2 separate regions of the Mus musculus genome follow, and region 1 is linked to region 2. The links are chromatin loops, found by intact Hi-C in ENCODE. Cell type or tissue: left cerebral cortex. All regions are shown on one strand. Links, peaks and the distances in the headings refer to the core of each region. The heading gives the core; the rest is flanking DNA.

Evidence for each region. Hi-C counts contacts between places; a loop is a spot of excess contacts. Peaks named below come from ENCODE experiments on the same cell type or tissue, not always from the same donor. Only the 100,000 strongest peaks of a DNase experiment are listed, where the experiment ranks them.
Region 1: a loop joins it to region 2, with 2.3 times the contacts of the local background. A loop is called at or near these places in 4 of 42 quality-filtered maps.

Annotation. Positions count from the first base shown.
Region 1 is chr7:135,091,776-135,097,154 of GRCm38, reverse strand. The region is part of intron 32 of Dock1 (dedicator of cytokinesis 1); the gene reads right to left. Among named protein-coding and RNA genes, the nearest start is that of Gm24581, 37 kb to the left of the region's middle. In left cerebral cortex, for the core only: no CTCF peak of the experiment used is centred there; a DNase peak (open chromatin) is centred at 2,879.
Region 2 is chr7:135,373,818-135,379,196 of GRCm38, reverse strand. No RefSeq gene overlaps it. Among named protein-coding and RNA genes, the nearest start is that of Gm36062, 23 kb to the left of the region's middle. In left cerebral cortex, for the core only: a CTCF peak has its summit at 2,067 (motif pointing left); a DNase peak (open chromatin) is centred at 1,506.

The sequences.
Region 1 (5,379 bases), core at 170-5,169, 280 kb after region 2:
ATATCTGCAATGGATTTTTTTTTTAATTGGATTATTAGAGGAAGGAAGACCCAGCCTAAGTCTGGGCTACACCTCATTCTGGCAGCCTAGATAAAAGGACGCCTAAGGAGGAAGCCTTTGCCTTTGCCTGCCTGCCCTCACTCTTGCTGGCAAGTTCATCCATCCTGTGGCTGGGGCATTCCTCTGCTGGGATTAGAACCTACTTCTTTGGGATTCCAACATAGACTGAAGACCAATAGCTCTCTAGGTCCTCCCTGGGATGCCAGCACAACCTATGGGACTGTTTAGACACCTAGTTTCATAGAGTGAAAAACTATGGGATTCTTGGCCTTTATGTCATGAGATAGCCATTGTAGGACTACCTGGACCACAGCCTGTTAGCCATTCTAACTAACTAACACATTCATTCATTCATTCATTCATTCATATTCTCTCTCTCTCTCTCTCTCTCTCTCTCTCTCTCTCTCTCTCTCTCTCTCTCTCTCTCTCTCTCTCTCAGCTCTGTTCCCTTAGAACACTGACTAATACACTAGCCTCCTGAAGGGGCATGATGAGGCAAGAGTGGTGCTCCCGGGCAGCTGTCTCTCATCCTTCATTGCAGAATGCCCCCTTTCTCTTCAAGCCTCTGCACTCTAACCAGCACTGTCTCATTCCAGCACATAACAGGAGGGTGCATGAGAAATGATACGCCTGACTGAATTATTTGTGACATTTTCTTATTAACACTAGCAGCTGATCTGGAGTTAATTAATCTTACTAATACTTCGACACAATCGGGAAACACAACACAGAATCTGGTTTTCTTTATAGCTCAACAAATGCAGATTTCTGTCAAGAGAATCATTAAGTGAATGTGTCTATTATAAATAACCATACCTAAGAAAGTAGAGTGTCCTCATAAGCCAAAAGATGTTTTTAATAGAGTGGACACAGGTACCAAAATGTAATCTCTGATAAGGAACCTGAATTTAATTAGAATCCGAATTTTCAACCTTTGCTAAATAGATACTATCTTGTCTGAAGCGACAATGGTGTGATTCTGCCCATTTCCCTTAATGCTTAACACTTCTGAGAGGCGTGCAAGCGCCGCAAAGTGGTCCCCTGAAAATGCCATTATATTCAATTTCTCAGGTGACATTTTCCTTGTATTATGCCTAAAAGATGTCAGAGCCAATGCTTCAGAGAAGCAGGAGATCGTGACAGCAAGTTGTTCATCAACTGTAATTTCAGTGTCATAAAGTTCTGTCTGTCACTCTCGGCTTTTATTGTTCCAAGCTGGGAGGAACATACAAAGCAGAGCAAGAGGGTGCTGGAGCAGCTACTGGAAAACTGAGCTAGAAGAAAATAAGAGCTGCAACCCCAGGCATCAGCACCCTTCCCTTGGGTACAGAAAGCACACCTGGCTGGAGTAGCCTGAGACCTTTGAGCTGTGATACCCCTGGGGATGGAACTGTCACAAGTCCACAGTCCTTGAGTTAGTAAGCTGGGCAGGGCTGTCAGATGCTCTTATTAATTTAATTATTTTTAGACATCCAGATTTTGGGCTTCTCCTGACGCACATCTGGCCGAAGTCTAATGATGGAACTGGAGGTGGGTCAACGAGCGTCAAGGCTTTCTTTTCCTTTGAAGAGAAAGGCAGCACGAGATGACTGTGGTGGTTTGAATGAGACGTGTTCCCAGAGCTCGGCTTTTTGAAGGCTTGGTCCCTAGACAGCAGCTGTGTCTGGGAAAGTTAAGGAACCTCCGGGAGGTACAGCCTTGATGGCGGAAGTACATCACTGGGGGCAGGCCTTGAGAGTCTCTAGCCTTGCTCTACTTCCAGTCTCCTTTCTCTGCTTCCAGCTCCAGCAGCCTGCTGCCTTGCCTCCTTTACAGTATGATCTCTCTCTCTCTCTCTCTCTCTCTCTCTCTCTCTCTCTCTCTCTCTCTCTCTCTCTCTCTCTCTGGATGACATAGATCCTTTCTTCTGTAAGTTGCTTTTTTTTTTTTTTTGGACATGGTGCTTTTATCACAGCAACAGAAAAGTAACTGAGACTCTAATAACCATGGTGCGAAGTGAAAGATTGTATCTTAGGTCCCCTAGTTGTATTCTCTAACCCCTGCACCCCCAAGACCTCCCTGGAGTGTCTAATCTCGTGACAGGATGTAGCACTAAGTCCTCTGAGAGCCGCACCTGGCTTCCTCTGAAAGGCAGGCTTTCGCCTTGACACTTCTGATGGTCAAGAATCAGACCACTGCACAGGGTCTTAATGTAACAAAGTTGTGCACACAGAAGGACCACAGGACGGAGAACCTTTCATCACCTCCAGCTATGGCGTAGTGTCTGGGTCTAATGAAAAGCAGTCAGTTTGCACATCCCCAAAAATAACAGGGAAAGAGATCCTCACACGAAAAATAGCCCAAGCCAAATAAGGCCAAAGAAAGGTCTCGCCGTGAGCATCTTTTTGTTTCAGTCAGAAGGCATCAGGGAGCATGCGCTGGTTCCTGAGAGGTGGACGTAACAAACAAAAATGGATGAAGGAACCAGGAGAGAGGGAGACGAGGTGGCCCTGTAGGCCGCCACCAAGCTGCACTCATAAATAACTGGAGGGTTCGGTAAAAGAACACATTTTCTCCACTTCTCTTTTGAAAGAGTACACTTCTGATTTTCTCTTTGACATGCTGGGTTCTGCAAAGAAATGGGTTAGTTGCCCTGTCCCACCCAGCACGCCTGGGTCTGCATTTGTAACCACACTGAGCAAGGAGACTCCGATCTGTGCCCTGGGGCTGCTGGGTACCTCTGCGTGAGACACCCCTCCCTCCCCAAAGCCCACAGACTGCACTGGTGGAGTGACAGGTGACTAATTCTAAGGTGAGGAACACATCTGATCCGACTTCTATTTTTATTTTCTTGGCAGAACTGGCTGCATATGCCTGCCAACATATTCCCAAACCTGAGCCCACTGGAAAAAAAAAAGAAAAAGAAAAGAAAACAGGAAGCTATGTGGAAAAGAGGATGTGTATATCCTGGGAAATCATGACAGGCTGCTGTGAGTTTGGAGAGCGGCAGCCTGCACAGTGCCATTGGCAGGCAGGCCTGAAACCTGAAGACCCACAGCAGGAAGGGTCCAGCATGGCCAAGGTCATGGCTTCCGTTTGATCTCCTGCCTGTTCTCATGCCCAAATTGATGTTTGTTGCTGACAAGCAAGCTTTGAAACACTTGGGTGTTAGTTATATGTTCACATTAGTGAGTAAGAAGATTTTTTTTTGGGGGGGGGGGGTGTTCCTGCTCAGTTAGCTTCCTTCTCAGTATCCTGAATCAGAAATCTCATTGCTGGGCTCATCTTGTTTAGAGAATAATGACAGACGCTGTCAAGAGAGTTCACCGCTCTGGGACGGAACAGAAAAGTCTGGGCACACACCTGAGACTGGGGGCTCTCGAGGAGGTGCTGTGGAGAACCTCACTCTTCCTGAAGCTCATCTTTCCTTCCTTCCTGGGGGTCATGGCAAATGACATGGAAAGAGATAGGACCAGGTTCAAGGTCAACCTCTGTCCCTTCAGAGGTGTCACTGACTATACTTAAACATGAACATGTAGTTTGGTTGCTAGAGGAGGAAGGAACATCTTCAGGGATACAACTATGGGCAAGGTGCACATAACCCTCACCCAGGCTTCAGGAAGAGCCTTAATGAAACTCACTTTGTAACCCCAAAAAGAAAAAAGGGCATGAAAGTGGGGGGAGGCAGAAGGGGGTTAGCAGAAGTAAGAGGGGGCAACAGGAACAGTGGGGATGAATATTTCAAAAATCCCATACATGTATAAAACAGCACACCCAAACAATAAAAATTATTATATAATTAAAATAGTATGATAAAAATTAAAAAAGAAGTACAAAGTTCAAGGTCAGCATATAAAACATAAACCATGGTCATTGAAAACAAAACAAAACAAAACAAAAAACCAAAACCAAAAAAACAAAACCTCAAAAAAAATTAAAACAAAAATATTGGAATGGCAAGAAGACTCATCAATCCATCAGTTAGGATAATCTGTGGATTATCTCTGGATAATACCTGGGGCCAGAGATCAGTTCTTTCTATTCTAACCAGTGACCCTGTCACTACAGGACCATAGTGAGATGCTGGGGATGCCTGGGACAGCACCCAGAGTTTATCAGGGAAGAAAGAGCCACCCTATTGCACACTGGTCCCTCAGGCTCTCCTTTTCTTTCCTCTTCTTTTGCAGTACTTCAGACTGAGTGCAGGGCCTCATGCATGGTAGCCTATGCCTAGAGGAGCCAACAGGACAGTGCAGGCTGGCAAATGAGACAGAACTCATGTCATCTCCTTTGTGAATGCTGGGTCTAGAGAGGATCTAGAGAACCTGTCATCCAGTGGAGAACCATGGTGTCCCTCTAAGCTGTCCATGTCGGGGGTCCTTGGCTGCTCATTACTCTCTTTCTCATAGGTAACACATTGTTTCCTGTCGGGCATTAGTTTGGCTATTGGGCTGTCTAGGTCAAGTGACAAATGGATCTTTCAGCATGAGCTTTTGAGAAGAAAGACAGAAAAATTGGTTAAGATTATCCATGGATGCTCCCTTCCTTGTTCCAACAGACTCAGACTCTTAGCACTGAGCTCATCCTATGTCCACGTCATAGGACTGTTAGGCGTCTGGATTGGAAGTCTTCTGACAACTTCTGCCCAACCTCCATAACATAAAAACTGGACTGCTGAGTGAGGGAAACGGAGAAGGACCATGTCACATGACAAGAGGTTACAAAGGCAAGGCAGTGGAGGAAGAAAACTCAGTGTGACTTAGCAAACTACTCAGTCCACCCTTGGGTTCCTGTGAACTCCCAGAGTGGGCAGAAAGTCAGGATGGTTTCTGTGGGGTCCATGTTACAGAGATCAGCAGGCTGAAACGCCCAAGAACCAGGACTTACTCAGGTCCTCCATAAACAGCTTGCTGTGATCTTGTTACAATCCTATAGAGAATGTCCCTGAAGGGTCCTCAACCTGCTCCAATTATGACACCTAATATGATAGGATGGTGCAGGTTCTACATGCACTGGATGACTACAGCAGACATATTTCCTTGACAGCTCTGCACTTCCACTATGGAACTTTACCCTGCAGCTCTATGCCCAGGAGCTGAGCTGGGGCCTCAGGTGAAATGTTTATGCTATCAGTATTGCCTACAGAATAATATCACCTATAGAGTAATGTCACCCATAGAGTGATATTGCTTATAGAGCAACATCACTTATAGAGTAATATTACCCATAGAACAATGTCTCCTATAGAGTAATATCACCTATAGAGCACTATACTGATACCTGTGCATGGTCCAAGGACCAACTCCTCCATAGTCCAGCACACTTGATACAAAGATAGCA
Region 2 (5,379 bases), core at 175-5,174:
CAAGATCAGCCTGGTCTCCAAAGTAAGCTCCAGGACAGTCAAGGCCACTCAGAGAAACCCTGGAAAAAAACAAAAATTATTGCTATTATTATTATTATTATTATTATTATTATTACTAAAAAGACAATGTCTCTGTCTATAATACAGACTAGCTTTGAATTCATGGTCATGAAACCTCAGATGCCTGGGGGTTGGAATTCCAGGCATGTGTGTGCCCATATGCCCCTTAATACAGTTTTGTTTATTTGTTCATTTATGTATGTGATACCAGGGATGGAACTAGACAAGAGCTTTACTGAAAGCTACAATCCTAGCTTCCATAGGACTGTAAAATAAAATGACTTGATGAAGTGTTATATATATCAAACAAGCTTTCTTTCTACCCCAAATAATCACCTTAATGCCTATTACCTGGGACTATGACCATATTTGGGAATAGAGTTATATAGAGTAGATGTGATTAGTTGGGACAAGCCCATATTGCAGTAACGTGGGCTCCCTATCTCCTTGTCTAAAATGACTGGTGTCCTCATGAACGTGAAGATGAACTTGAAGAAAGCCTGTAGGTCAAGGAGAGAGGCCCAGCACAGTGCCTTCCTTCAGAATGGGTCATCCCTGCTTGTATCCTGGCCTTGGGTTTCCAGGTTCTTCCAGGGTTCCAGGACCATGAGTCACCATTGTTTAGAAATTGTGGCTGCCCTGGCAGATGAGTACAGGAAAGGGATTGAAAAAGGCAACTTAGGGCCGTCGCAAGAATTGGAATGTCATATGTGGTCTGGACCAGAAGACAGAAGTGGGATCATCAGGTCGAACAGGGACCTATGTGTGTGCTTCAGAATGCTGCTATCATTGGAGGGAAGTAAGACTGGAAAGGAGACAGTCCCATGGGCTGCACAGGGGAGGAAAGCCCTGCATAGAAGCAGTGTGGGCAGCAAGACAGGAACCGTGTTATTGACGGGCTTGAATATGCGGGAGGCAAGGCAGCAAAACTCATTCATTTGAGATAGGGTCTCACACTGAATCTAGGGCTAGGCTGGTTGTCAGCCAACCTAGCTACCCACCCGTCTCTACAATACCACCCCCAGCAAAAGCAAAGCCCAAAGATGGGTTTTTGTGGCCTGAATCTGACCAATAAGAAGGGGTTGCTGGGGCTTCATTTTAGAAGTCTTGGTTTCTCTCTCTCTCTCTCTCTCTCTCTCTCTCTCTCTCTCTCTCTCTCTCTCTCTCTCTCTCTGTGTGTGTGTGTATGTATGTATGTAGGCAGGCACCCACCTGTATGGAAACTTCTGAGTCCATTATATGTTTGGAGCAGGTGCTCAAGGCAGAGTGGGAAGTATCTATTCCACTGCAAAGCAGCTGTAGACTTACACTGAGGCTACCGCATGTGGATAAAAGCATTGAGGAGGGAGAACGTGGCAACGGACGAGCGCAGTGTCTCCCTAGAATGTGTCCCTGAAGGGGAATTCTGGGAAGTGAGATTAGTGGGTGCAGCCCGTGTATATTCTTAGGCTTCTTAACACGTATCACAAATGACTCTCCCTGAGGATTGTGCCAATTTATTACGCCACACGGTCGCGCTATGTAAGTGGATCTTTTCCTATTAGATTTTAAAATCTATTTGCGTTTCCTGCTCTGAACTGTCTTCACTTTCCTGGGTTAAATCTTGCTTCATCAAGATAAATTAGTCTTAGCGTGCATGGCTTAATTTCCTTTATCAGAGTGGTACATGGCTCACTTCTTGTAATTTAAGCCATAACCTCTTCAACATCACAGTCTCATGGCCGCCACCACTGGTTCCCTGAAGAGCTGAGACAGGTGGAGAGCAGAGCTCGGAGGCTCTGGGGCCTGTGTGTCTTCCCCGGCTCTGGGTTAGCCAACGCTTCAGTGTGACTAGGAGCCTGGGGCTAGGCTGGCCACACCAGGACTTGTGATATCTGTTGTAAGCAGAGAAGAAAACGGAGTAGAAACTGAGGCAGCCAAGAAAAAGAAGCCAGGTTCAAAGGTTCCCTGATGTGGTATGGCTTCCCTAATGCTGTGCTTCTGTTCCATAGTGCGCCCCCTGCAGGCCAACTGGAGCATGACCTAGTCATTCCAGGAGTCCACACTCACACATTATCTGAGGTTACCACCGGTCTTAGTCTGTTTGTATCAAAATACCCAAGACAGGGTAATTTATATAAATACCAGAAATACATTCCCTATAGCGCAGGAGGCTAGAAGTCCAAGCTCAGGGCTGCAGCCTGGGTGCTGGATGAAGACTGCTTTAGTGATGGTGCCATGCTGGAAAGTGGAGGAAAGGGCATGACCAGTGCCCACGAGCCTCCTTACTAGGACACTAATCTATCCAAGGGGGATGCATGGCTCATAACTTATTAATATCTAAAGGTCTTACTCCTTACTACCTACGTGAATTTTATTGGGACTCATGGATTCAAACCATAGCACCAGTCTAAAGCCCTATTCTTCTGGTCACCTGTCCTGAACTACTTTCCTAAGAATGTAGGATACAGCCTATGTGTCAGGTGGAACCTAGCCTGGCCCACTGGGTTTGCCCATTTTCAGAGGGATCTGGTCCATATATTCGTGCTGGAGGATACGGAGGCTTGGAGAGATACATGCAGACCAGCTTCATCCATGGGAGTATGGGAACTGTTGGATTAACATGCTGGCCTCCTTCATAACTCAACCACTTGCATTAGGCTTCCTTCACAACAGATTTAATTCATTGCCAAACAATGACAAATGCCACTGTCCTCGTGACTGTTGCCCGGAGGAGCGCAACCCTGCCAAAGAGCAATCACATCCACCGAGAACAATTAGTAGAGTAGACTTTTATACTTACCTGGATGCGCCTATTATTCTTTAGAAAGTACAGTTACTATGATGTAAATGCTACATTTTAATTAGCTTTTATGAATGTAGTCATCCAATTAGCAGCGTTTCTACAGAGCCTGATGAGGCGAGCGCAGTTACAGAGGAGGTGCGCATGCGCAGGCAGGAGGCGAGGGATGATGGATGGTCCCACACATGTGGCGAATAAAACATTTGACAAGCAATCTTCTGTTTTTAATAACATGAAACATTGCGAGGAAAAAGGGACAGGGAAGGAAATAAATCTATTTTTATAGATCTGTGGAAGCAATGGGATCGTTATGAGAAGAACAAGTATGCCTCCAATGAGATTATAATTATAGGTGATTTCAATTATTTCAAAGAATTGAAAATCTCTAAGGTATTCTGCACCGTAAGTCCCCTAAGAAACAGACACACAGAGGATGTCTTGCCTGGTTTCTGACCAAAGAGTATCACAGAGCAAGATTCCATAGTCCTCTCTGCTTACCAAGATGGAATCTTATTAGAATTATCCAAGACACCAAGGTCAAACCAGGCTAGATATTTATTACAAAGATGACAGAATATTTAATGTACAGCCAGAATTCTTCTCTGTTGCTAAGAAAGTGGCTTCCGTTGTGGGATGCCTGTTGGCTGACTTTAGATTCTGTGGAAGCCTTCCAGCTGCCTTCAGAGGTGCCCAAGAGCTTCCTGGAACCCTGCTTCCGTAAGTGGGGCCATCCTTTGAGTAATACATTAATGGTGTGTCCTGCGAGATTGTCACACTAATATATCACTAGAGGAGCAACTCGCTTTGGTGATGCATGGCTTGATGGAGCTGGGAGGAGCCATTCACTCAGGGGTAGACTGGCTCTGGCTCTGATACCCTGTGCTGACCCCAGAGAGGAGCGAGAGGAGGGAGAGGAGGGAGAGGAGGGGAGAGGAGGGAGAGGAGGGAGAGGAGGGAGAGGAGGGAGAGGAGGGAGAGGAGCGAGAGGAGCGAGAGGAGGGAGAGGAGGGAGAGGAGGGAAGAGGAGGGAGAGGAGGGAGAGGAGGGAGAGGAGGGAGAGGAGGGAGAGGAGGGAGAGGAGGGAGAGGAGGGAGAGGAGCGAGAGGAGCGAGAGGAGGGAGAGGAGGGAGAGGAGGGAAGAGGAGGGAGAGGAGGGAGAGGAGGGAGAGGAGAGAGAGGAGGGAGAGGAGGGAGAGGAGGGAGAGGAGGGAGAGGAGGGAGAGAAAGATTGTGGTCCCTTTTATTTAAGGCACAAATAGAGCTCTTTACTCTCAAGGTTCCTTGTAGATCATTCCAGAACATAATGTGTATTCTGACTGCCAGGTGATACAAGAACAAAGCTTATAAATTCTGCATCTAGAGAAGTCCTTAAAAGCCAAGGTCTGGCCTGGGGAGTGATGCACACCTGTAACCTTAGCAACCAGGAAGCTGAGCCCTGGCACTCTTTTGAGTTCCAGGCCAGCACAGGATTCATAGTTGGCCTCCATCTTAAAAATAAGAAGAGTAATTAAAAAAAAAATAAAAAGCCAGGATTTTGGTAGAGTCAAACTGAGTATTTAGAAGCAATGTTCCCTTCCAGAGGTGCACGCCTCAATCAGGGGGTAGCAATTGCTTATCTTTGATTCCACATAAAAGCATTCATCATGGTAGCTTTTACACTCATTTCCAAAGTGGAACTATGTTGAGTGTGTGTGTGTGTGTGTGTGTGTGTGTGTGGAGAGAGAGAGAGAGAGAGAGAGAGAGAGAGAGAGAGAGAGAGAGAGAGAGAGAGAAGATGTGTGCACCTACAGGAAGAATGGAGGGCAGTGCTAGGCATTATTTCTCAGGCATCCACTTGTGTTTTAGGATGGAGTCTCTCACTGACCTGGAACTCTCCAAGCAGGGCTGGCTTCTCCAGTGCTGGGATTGCAGATAAATACTACTGCTCCTTTTAAATGTAGGTGCTGGGGACCATGCTCAGGTCCTCATATGTGCACAGCAAGCACACTTTACCAACGGAGCCTTTGTTCTTCCTGAGAGCTGTAAAATGAATCAACTTAGGGCAACTCAGAACTTTCTGCTTGCTCGGGGCTCCAGGCAGAGAGCCCCCTCAGTTCAGAAATGTTGACATGTTACTTAACATCATTAAACTAACTTGTAATGTTAGTCTTTGATACCCATATTGGATGTTGCTATGTATTTAAATTTAAAACATATATATATATATATATATATATATATATATATATATATATATATATATGTATGTACTCAGATTGTCTTACACAATTTGAATCACCACTCGAGTGATTGATGGCACTGCCATTAAAATGATCAATGTCATCTTACTACAGTGTTTAAATTTTACAAAAAGTAGTCATCTCATTATGTAATTTCAATAGCTCTTTTCACACCGACTCATGGCATAAATTGGGTGTGTGTCTATCATTGTTTTACACAAAAGGACCTTGACATAGGAGAGGCTGAGGGCTTTGTCCAAACCCCTTAGGCCCAGGCCAAGAGAAGATACACAGCTGGGCCATGTGGTCACCTCTTTT